Regions from separate parts of the Homo sapiens genome. Here region 2 is linked to region 1. A link is an interaction called in ENCODE POLR2A ChIA-PET data of the cell type or tissue named here. Cell type or tissue: Caco-2. All regions are shown on one strand. Each heading gives the region's core, and the rest is flanking DNA. Links, peaks and the distances in the headings are about the cores only.

What was found. ChIA-PET counts read pairs that join two places held together with the same protein. Peaks named below come from ENCODE experiments on the same cell type or tissue, not always from the same donor. Only the 100,000 strongest peaks of a DNase experiment are listed, where the experiment ranks them.
Region 2: POLR2A ChIA-PET joins it to region 1 with 5 read pairs; 2 of 35 experiments call an interaction of 5 or more read pairs at or near these places.

Annotation. Positions count from the first base shown.
Region 1 is chr7:76,164,868-76,169,106 of GRCh38, forward strand. No RefSeq gene overlaps it. Among named protein-coding and RNA genes, the nearest start is that of SRRM3, 35 kb to the right of the region's middle. In Caco-2, for the core only: a CTCF peak has its summit at 1,932; a DNase peak (open chromatin) is centred at 1,824; H3K4me3 peaks cover 1,408 bases.
Region 2 is chr7:75,954,114-75,958,625 of GRCh38, forward strand. POR (cytochrome p450 oxidoreductase) reads left to right here. Exons shown (of 16, transcript NM_001395413.1): 2 at 1-67. Among named protein-coding and RNA genes, the nearest start is that of SNORA14A, 13 kb to the left of the region's middle. In Caco-2, for the core only: no CTCF peak of the experiment used is centred there; DNase peaks (open chromatin) are centred at 2,215, 3,118 and 3,398.

The DNA of each region.
Region 1 (4,239 bases), core at 1-4,000:
CTCTGTCTCCCAGACTGGAGTGCAGTGGCACAATCTCGGCTCACTTCAACCTCTGCCTCCCCAGTTCAAACGATTCTCCTGCCTCAACCTTCTGAGTAGCTGGGATTACATGAGCATAGCACACCTAGCTAATTTTTGTATTTTTAGCAGAGACAGGGTTTTGCCATGTTGCCCAGGCTAGACTCGAACTCTTGGCCTCAAGTGATCCACCTGTCTCAGCCTCCCAAAGTGCTGGGATTACAGGAGTGAGCCACCGCACCCAGCACTCGTCAAGGTCTTTGATGGCAGGTTTTTCCAGGTGATCAGTTCTTGTCTGGTCTGGCTCTGTCCCACTCTCCCTCTCACCAAGTTGGAACCCCTAGCTAGTTTTCAGATGGGAAGAATGTGTACCCCAATCCCAACTTGGTATGGTTCAGATCTGCATTTAACTCATGAAGCCTGGCTGCTCCCCAGGTCCTGGAGAAAAAAAAGGGTCTCGCTGCAGGTATGATACAGGACGGGCCTATCCCCAGGACCCGCCTGTCCCCAGGACCCTGTAAGAGGGAAGCCCAAATTCCCACCAGGTTGGGAGGGCTGGGGAAGGGAAAGTGTTATGGTAGCCCCAAGACTAAAAAGAGGCAGCAGAGGGAGCAGGACAGTGCTCCCAGGTAACTCATGCCGCTGCCTGAGTGAGGTGAGGGAAGAGTGCACCCACTGACGTCAGGGGGCAGAGAGGCGCGCTTCCAGGGCGGCTTTTCCCCTCGCTTCTTGCCATTTTACTCTGATCCCCTCCAGGTGAGCCTGCCCACTTTGGGCCCAGGGTTGCCGCTGGGGCCTGTACCCAAAAGCAGCCCCCCGTGGCCATGGCCCCAGGAGTGGGGCAGAGCAGGGAGGAGTCCTGGACCGAGGAGACGCAGGGGCAGGAAGGAATGGGCCTCAAACTCCAGGAGGGGGCCCTTCTCATGGGTCCTGCTTTCTGGCCTCTCCTCTCTTACCCCTGGGCTGATCACCCTGGGAAGAACTAAGCCAAGGTTTCTCACCCTCAGGTCCGAGGGGTTCAATTAACGGGCCCTTAGGGAGGTGCGAGCCTCCTGAAACGATGCAAGGTGCCTGGCCTAATTTTTATATTTTTAGTAGAGATGGGGTTTCACCATATTGGCCAGGCTGGTCTCGAGTTCCTGACTTCAAGTGATCGGAATGCCTCGGGCACACAAAATGTTGGAATTACAGGCGTGAGCCAACGCGCCCGGCCAGCCCTATTTATTTAAGCCTATACATTTTGCACTTGTTAAAAGTATTTGAACATACAATTACCATGTTTTCTTTAAGCGGTCCCTCCCTGTTGCACACTTGGATAGTTTATTTTTTTAGACAAGGTTTACTTCAGTCTCGCAGGATAGAGTGCTGTGATGGGATCATAGCTCATTGCAGCCTTGAACCTTGGGGTTCAAGTATCTGGGAAGCTGAGGAGGGACTACAGAGATGGAGTCGCGCCATGTTGCCCAGGCCGCTCTTTAACTCCTGGCCTGAAGGGATCCTTCCGCCTCGGCGGAGCCCGGACATAGTTTTCTAGTTTTGACCCACAGAAACACTGTGCTGGGTCGGAGTTTGTCAACTACCCTTCTCCAGCCAGCAACACACAGAACATGGCGGGGAAGTCACGGTCACCAGGCTCCAAACCGAGGAGAAAACAGCCCAGCTCCAGGCACTGTAGCGTCACTGTGACATCGCCGAAGGCCGGCGCTATTACGTCGCCGGAAGGCCCGCGCCTGTGACGTCAGCGGAGGCGCGCCCCTTCTGTAGAACCAATCGGAACTCGAGGCGCGGCGGCTGGGTATTCCAGGAGAGCGCATGCGCAGACGCGTGGCCACAGACTGCCGGTCAGTGTCAGTAGGCGGCGGGTTAGTGTCCGCAGGCTCCGACTCGGCCGCCGACACCAATAAGCTACAAGGACGAGCTTTACCACTGCCTGTACTACTGCTACCTGCGCGACTTCCCAGCCTGCGGCGTAGGGCGCAGCAAGGGCCTGACGCTGAGCGAGTAGGCGCTGCGCACCAAGCGGCTGTGGCCCGGAGGGCACTGTCGGGCAGAAGCTCCTCAGTGGCCACCACAAGCCCGCTAGCTCCGGCTACAGCCCTTGCCGCACACTCGCGTCACCTGAGCCTGTGTAGGTGCGCCCCCCCAACTCCTCCCCCAGCCAGGTCCCGGGGACACCGGCAGCGTCCCCCACCGCCCGGCGCCGCTCATTCTGGGCAGGATCGGCCCCGTCTGAGGCTACACCGCATTAGGGAGCTGCACCCCTCGGCTTGACCTCTCATGGCCTTTGCAACAACATCAAAGCCTTTGGAACTTTGTAGGGGGTACGAGGGGCTAGGAAACCAAGAAAACATCTCTTTAAAAATATAAGCGATCGGGCCGGGCACGGTGGCTCACGCCTTTAATCCCAGCACTTTGGGAGGCCGAGACAGGTGGATCACGAGGTCGGAAATTCAAGACCATCCTGGCCAGCATGGTGAATGCCGTCTATACTAAAAATAAAAAATTAGCCGGGCGTGGTGGCGGGCACATGTAATACCAGCTATTCGGGAGGCTGAGGCAGAGGCAGAGAATTGCTTGAACCCGGGGGGCGGCGGCTGCAGTGAGCCGAGATCGCGCCACTGCACTCCAGCCTGGGCGACAGACCGAGACTCCAACTAAAAAAAAAAAAATATATATATATATATATATATATATATATATATATTTGGAGCCCGGGAGGTTGAGGTTACCGTGAGCTGAGATTACGCCACTGCACTTCAGCCTGGGTGACAGAGGGAGACCATGTCTCTAAAAAAAATTACATGTGAGTGAGAGCTTTTCTTCCAGTGCTCATGCTCAGACTGAAGAAAGTAATTGGGCCGGCCTGGTAACTCACGCCCTTAATCCTAGCACTTTGGGAGGCCGAGGTGGGCAGATCCCTTGAGCTCAGGCGTTCCAGACTAGCTTGAGCAACATGGTGAAATTCGGTCTCTACAAAAATACAAAAAATTAGCTGGGCGTCGTGGTGGGCGCCTGTAGTCCCAGCTACTCAGGAGGCTGAGGCAGGAGAATGGTGTGAACCCGGGAGGCAGAGCTTGCAGTGAGCCGAGATCGCGCCATTGCACTCCAGCCTGGGCGACAGAGTGAGACTCCATCTCAAAAAAAAGAAAATGGAAACTTTTGCCAGTGATTCCCTTCCTTCAAACTAATGATAAGGAAATGACGCTGTTCTGTTTTGTTTTCTTTTTGCATGTTTTTTTTTCTTTTTTGAGAGAGGGTCTTGCTCTGTTGCCCAGGCTGGAGTGAGGTGGCGCAATCATGGCTCACTGCAGCCTCGACCTCCCAGACTCAAGCAATCCTTTCCCCAGCCTCCCAAGTAGCTGAGACTGCAGGTGTTTACTACCACAGTTGGCTAATTTTTGTATTTTTTGTAGAGACAGGGTTTCACCATGTTGCCCAGGGTGGTCTCAAACTCCTGGGCTCAGCTATCCTCTACCCTCGGCCTCCCAAAGTGCTGGGATTACAGGCGTGAGCCACTGTACCTGGCTGATGCTGTTCTTTTCAAATGCATATTTACTTTTTTTTTTTTTTTTTTTTTTTTTGAGATGGAGTCTCACTCTGTCTCCCCAGCTGGAGTGCAGTGGTGCAATCTTGGCTCACTGCAGCCTGGTCTTGAACTCCTGACCTCAGATGATCCACATGCCTTGGCATCCCAAATTGCTGGGATTACAGGTGTGATCCACCACACGTGACGATTTTGCTCATTTTAGATACTAGAACTTGTTAATTAAAAAAATATATATATTTTTTGAGCTGGAGTGCAGTGGCATGATCTCGGCTCACTGCCACCTCCGCCTCCTGGGTTCAAGTGATTCTCCTGCCTCAGCCTCTCGAGTAGCTGGGACTACAGGCACATGCCACCATGCCCAGCTAATTTTTGTATTTTTAGTAGAGACAGGGTTTCGCCATGTTGGCCAGGATGGTCTTGATCTCTTGACCTCATGATCCACCTGCCTCGGCCTCCCAAAATGCATGAGCCACTGCGCCCAGCCAAAAAAAAATTTTTTTTTGAGGCAAAATCTCACTCTGTCATGCAGGCTGGAGTACAGTGGCACAGTCACAGCTCACTGCAGCCTCGACTTCCTTGACTCAGGTGATTCTCCCACCATAGTCTCCAAGTATCTGGGACTACAGGTACACGCCAGCACACCTGGCTAATTTTTGTTTGTTTGTTTGTTTTTT
Region 2 (4,512 bases), core at 323-4,322, 210 kb before region 1:
TAACCTACTGGTTCCTCTTCAGAAAGAAAAAAGAAGAAGTCCCCGAGTTCACCAAAATTCAGACATTGTAAGTGCCGCCTCTCAGCCTCCTCTCTCTGTCCCTCTTCTGTCACCACTCCAAGCAGTGTCCTGCATGCGGGCCTCAGGCTGAAAGAAGCAAGGCTCCTTGTAGCATTTTGGGGTGACTCTTGGGTTTTGCCTTCTTGCTAGATTGTGCTTGAGCTCTCCCTTAATCATCTCTTATGTGGGGTTTATAAGGCCCTTTTCTATCTGCTGTTTATATGACCTTCACAGGAAGCACTGCGAAAATGACACCAGTTTACAGATTAAGAACCGGGGGCTCAAGAATGTTAACGGGCCTGCCAGGGTCATTAGCCAGCAATAGCAGCGCTAGAGCTGGAACCCTTTTTTCCATTTATTTATTTATTTATTTATTTGGAGACATGGTCTCACTGTATTGCCCAGGCTGGAGTGCAATGGCGGTGGCACGATCAAGGTTCACTGTAATCTCCACCTCCCAGGCTCAGGCAGTCTTCCCACCTCAGCCTCCCGAGTAGCTGGGACTAAAGGTGTGCACCACTATGCCCAGCTAATTTTTTTTTTTTTTTTTTTGAAGCAGAATCTTGTTCTTTCAACCAGTCTGGAGTACAGCGGTGCGATCTCGGCTCACTGCAACCTCTGCCTCCCAGGCTCAAGCAATTCTTCTGCCTCAGCCTCCTGAGTAGCTTGGATTACAGGTGCCCGCCACCACGCCTGGCTATTTTTTGTATTTTTAGTAGAGACAGGGTCTCACCATGTTGGCCAGGCTGGTCTCAAACTCCTGACCTCAAGTGATCCGCCCACCTCGGCCTCCCAAAGTGCTGGGATTACAGGTGTGAGCCGTTGCGCCCAGTCAATTTTTGTATTTTTTTATAGAGACAGGGATTTGCCATGTCCCGGGCTGGTCTCGAACACCTGGACTCAAGCAATCCGCACACCTTGGTCTCCCAGAGTGTCGGGATTACAGGCGTGAGCCACTGTACCCAGCCTAGAATTGGCATTTTAAAGTCTTTTTAAGGCTGTAGCCACCTGGAAGGCTATGTGCTAATGAGCACAAAATCTTTGGACAGGCCTTATTTTGTTGCTCTTTTAAACTTTTCATGAAGCTTCCTTTTAAGAATAAGTGAAAAAGATGGATTAGTTAAAAGAAAAACGTTAAGGAAATAATAGTATAGATGGTATGTAGACAGAAAAAAATGATACCGAAGGTCTGCCTAAGTGACTGCATCCCTGTCTCTCCAAGATTGATTTCCATAAGCCACACGGAAAAGTCATTCTCCAGATTTTAGGGTCCTGCGGCCAGAATTACTTCCTGCGGTTACGCTTGGCTGTGTTTAACACCAGTCTCAGACTCCAGGGGCCCGCAGCCAGGTTTGAGTGGGGACCTGCCAGGTCAGGTCTGAGCCGAGGGAACTCCAGGGGCACGGGCCTGCTGCCTTCAGGGACTCCCTGGATTTGGCAAGGGGCAGGTCTCAGGGGCAGGATTGGGAGCCATTCTCAGACCAGAACCCCTTTCATTCTGTCTGTCTTCAGGGGACCCAGTCCCAGCTGCAGCCTTAGCTTGCACCCCAGGGCCACCCTGGGCTGGTGCTGACACCAGTGGGGGCCATCTGTCATGTCAGTTCCAGTCCAAGGCTGTGGCTGTCTTGGCAGGAACAAGCCACACAGAAAAGTCATTCTCCAAGGCTGGGCATGGTGAAGCATGCCGCTCACATCAAATCCCGATTCCCTATTCCAATCTGGGTATCAGCCTTCCCCGCCAGAACACTTACAGCCTTCACACCGTAAAGCAGATATTCACACAACACAGTTCTTATACCATGGACAGGGAATTAGTTTTACATTTTTAAAAACTGGGTTCAGGGCCAGGCACAGCGGCTCACGTCTGTAATTCCACCACTTTGGGAGGCCGAGGCGGGAGAAATCACTTGAGGTCAGGAGTTCGAGACCAGCCTGGCCAACATGGCGAAACCCCGTCTCTACCGAAAATACAAAAACTAGCTGGGCGTGGTGGTGCATGCCTGTAATTTCAGCTACTAGGGAAGCTGAGGCAGAAGAATCGCTTGAACCCAGGAGGCAGAGGTTGCAGTGAGCCAAGAATGCGCCACTGCATTCCAGCCTGGGAGACAGAGTCCGTCTCAAAAACAAAACAAAACAAAACAAAACTGGGTTCAATCTTATCTCCATCATTGACTCACTGAGCAAACATTTCCTGAGGCCCTACCTACAGTGTCCCAGACACTATGCTAAGGTGTGTGGCTGCAGCAGTGAAGAAAATAGATGAATGCTGTCTTCATCAAGCTTACGCTCTAGTGGTGAGTGAACCCTGGGCGAGACCTTAACCTCATTCTGCCTCAGTTTCCTCACCTGCTAAATGGAGGCAGTATTCCCAATCTTGTGGGGCTTTTGTCTTAAATGAGGAAGAGTCTATAAACTCACCTAGCACTGCCCCTGAGGGATAGGAGCTGTGTAGTGTTTGCGTTGATCGTATTTCGTGCCAGGCACTATGACGGGCACGATCAGGACCACAGAGCCAGCATTTATGTTAAGCTGGAAAATGAGGGTGTTGCAACATAGTTTTTTTTTTTTTGAGACAGACTTTTGCTCTTGTCACTCAGGCTGGAGTGCAGTGGTGCAATCTCGGCTCACTGCAACCTCCGCCTCCCGGGTTCAGGCGATTCTCGTGCCTCAGTCTCCCGAGTGCCTGGGACTACAGGCACATGCTACCACGCCTGGCTAATTTTTGTATTTTTAGTAGAGACGGGGTTTCACCATGTTGGCCAGGCTGGTCTCAAACTCCCGACCTCAGGTGAGCTGCCTGCCTCTGCCTCCCATAGTGCTGGGATTATAGGCGTGAGCCACCACACCCGGCCACAGCGTACTTTTTAGAAATGCTTTGTGAACTGCTTTAACCTACATTGTCTAATCAGGGCCTCCTTGCAACAGCGCCGTGCGTTAGGTAGCGTGGGTTGCCTCATTTCTGCTCTCAGAGAGGTTATGGGATGTGCCCAGGGCACAGGCTGGAGAGACAGGCTCCGCCAGCTCTAAGAGAGAAGGAATTGGTGTGGGGATCAGACCAAGTCCTGCAGGAGGGGTGTTGGGCAGGTTCTTAAAGGTAGAGCCACACCCTGAAGCTGAAAGGACTTTAGAGCAGAGGGCCCGATATAGGAAGGGCAGATCAGCTGGAATCCAGCCCATCCTGTCCAGGGCTGGTACACGGGGCATTGCTGGTGTGGAATAGTACTTTTGATAAAAAAGCGTAGTAGTACTCAAGATAAAGAGACCAGGGTCCAGGACCCAGCTCCTGAACTGGCCCTTGTTCCCTCATCTGTAAAATGGAAGTTCCGCCCCACCGCCGTGAGTGAGGACGTGGGTTGGCCCTGGGAGCCTGCGGAGCTTGCCACCAAGGGAGGCAGCATTCCTCTCATAGCTCATCTGTTCTCGCTGTCACCTCCCTGGCCTTACAAGAGGAAGTTGACATAAAACCTGTAGACTGTGGGAGCTGTAGGGTCCCAAAGCACTTGTATTTTTTTGTTGATTCTCACTGTTCCTCTTTGCCAGGATGCTGAAATTCTGTTCCCTCCACCTAATCATGATCTTCTAACCTTATGTGTGTGGAGATATGCAGTTTCCAGAGTCTTGTCTCTTCCCTCATTAAATCACACTGGATGCCTGCTGCAGCCAGGGCTTTTACCTGTACGCTGTACAAGACAAATATTTCTAGTACCATGGCTACATTCTGGACCCTGAAGTTGGGTGCTCAAGGTTGAGTACTGACTCTCCCACATTAGCCATCTGACATCAGCCAGGTGACTTGATCTTTCCAAGTCTGTGTCCCCAACTGTAAGCTGGAGGTAGTAGTAGTACTTACCTCATAAGGCTGTGAAAACTGAGTTAATCCATCATAGAGCTCTTTGCTCAGTTCCTGGTGCATAGTAGGCTCTCAGGTGTTATGGATTGTTACTATTTATTTATTTATTTTGAGGCAGGGTCTCACTCTGTCGTTCAGGCTGGAATACGCTGGCACGATCTCGGCTCACTGCAACCTCCGCCTCCCAGGCTCAAGAGATCCTCCCACTTTGGCCTCCCAAGTAGCTGGGACTACAGGCGTGCACCACCACCCTTGGCTAATTTTTATATTTTTTGTACAAATGGACATCTAACAATGTTGCCCAGGCTGGTCTGAAACTCCTGGGCTCAAGCAGTCTGCCTGCCTCGGCCTCCCAAAGTGCTGGGATTACAGGCGTGAGCCACCATGCCTGGAGTGTGTTATTATTTTTATCCTTTTTATTAATACCATCTCCAGTCTTACAAGAGCCCTTCCACGAAGACATGAGCAGCCCATTTTGCGGATGAAGAAACCGAGGTGCCAGGGATTGCAGAGTTTGCCCAAGGCCACCTAACTTCTAAATAGCAGCAGAGTTGGCTTTTGAATGAAGTCTGCAAGCTCCACAAGCCATGTTTTCTCTACTT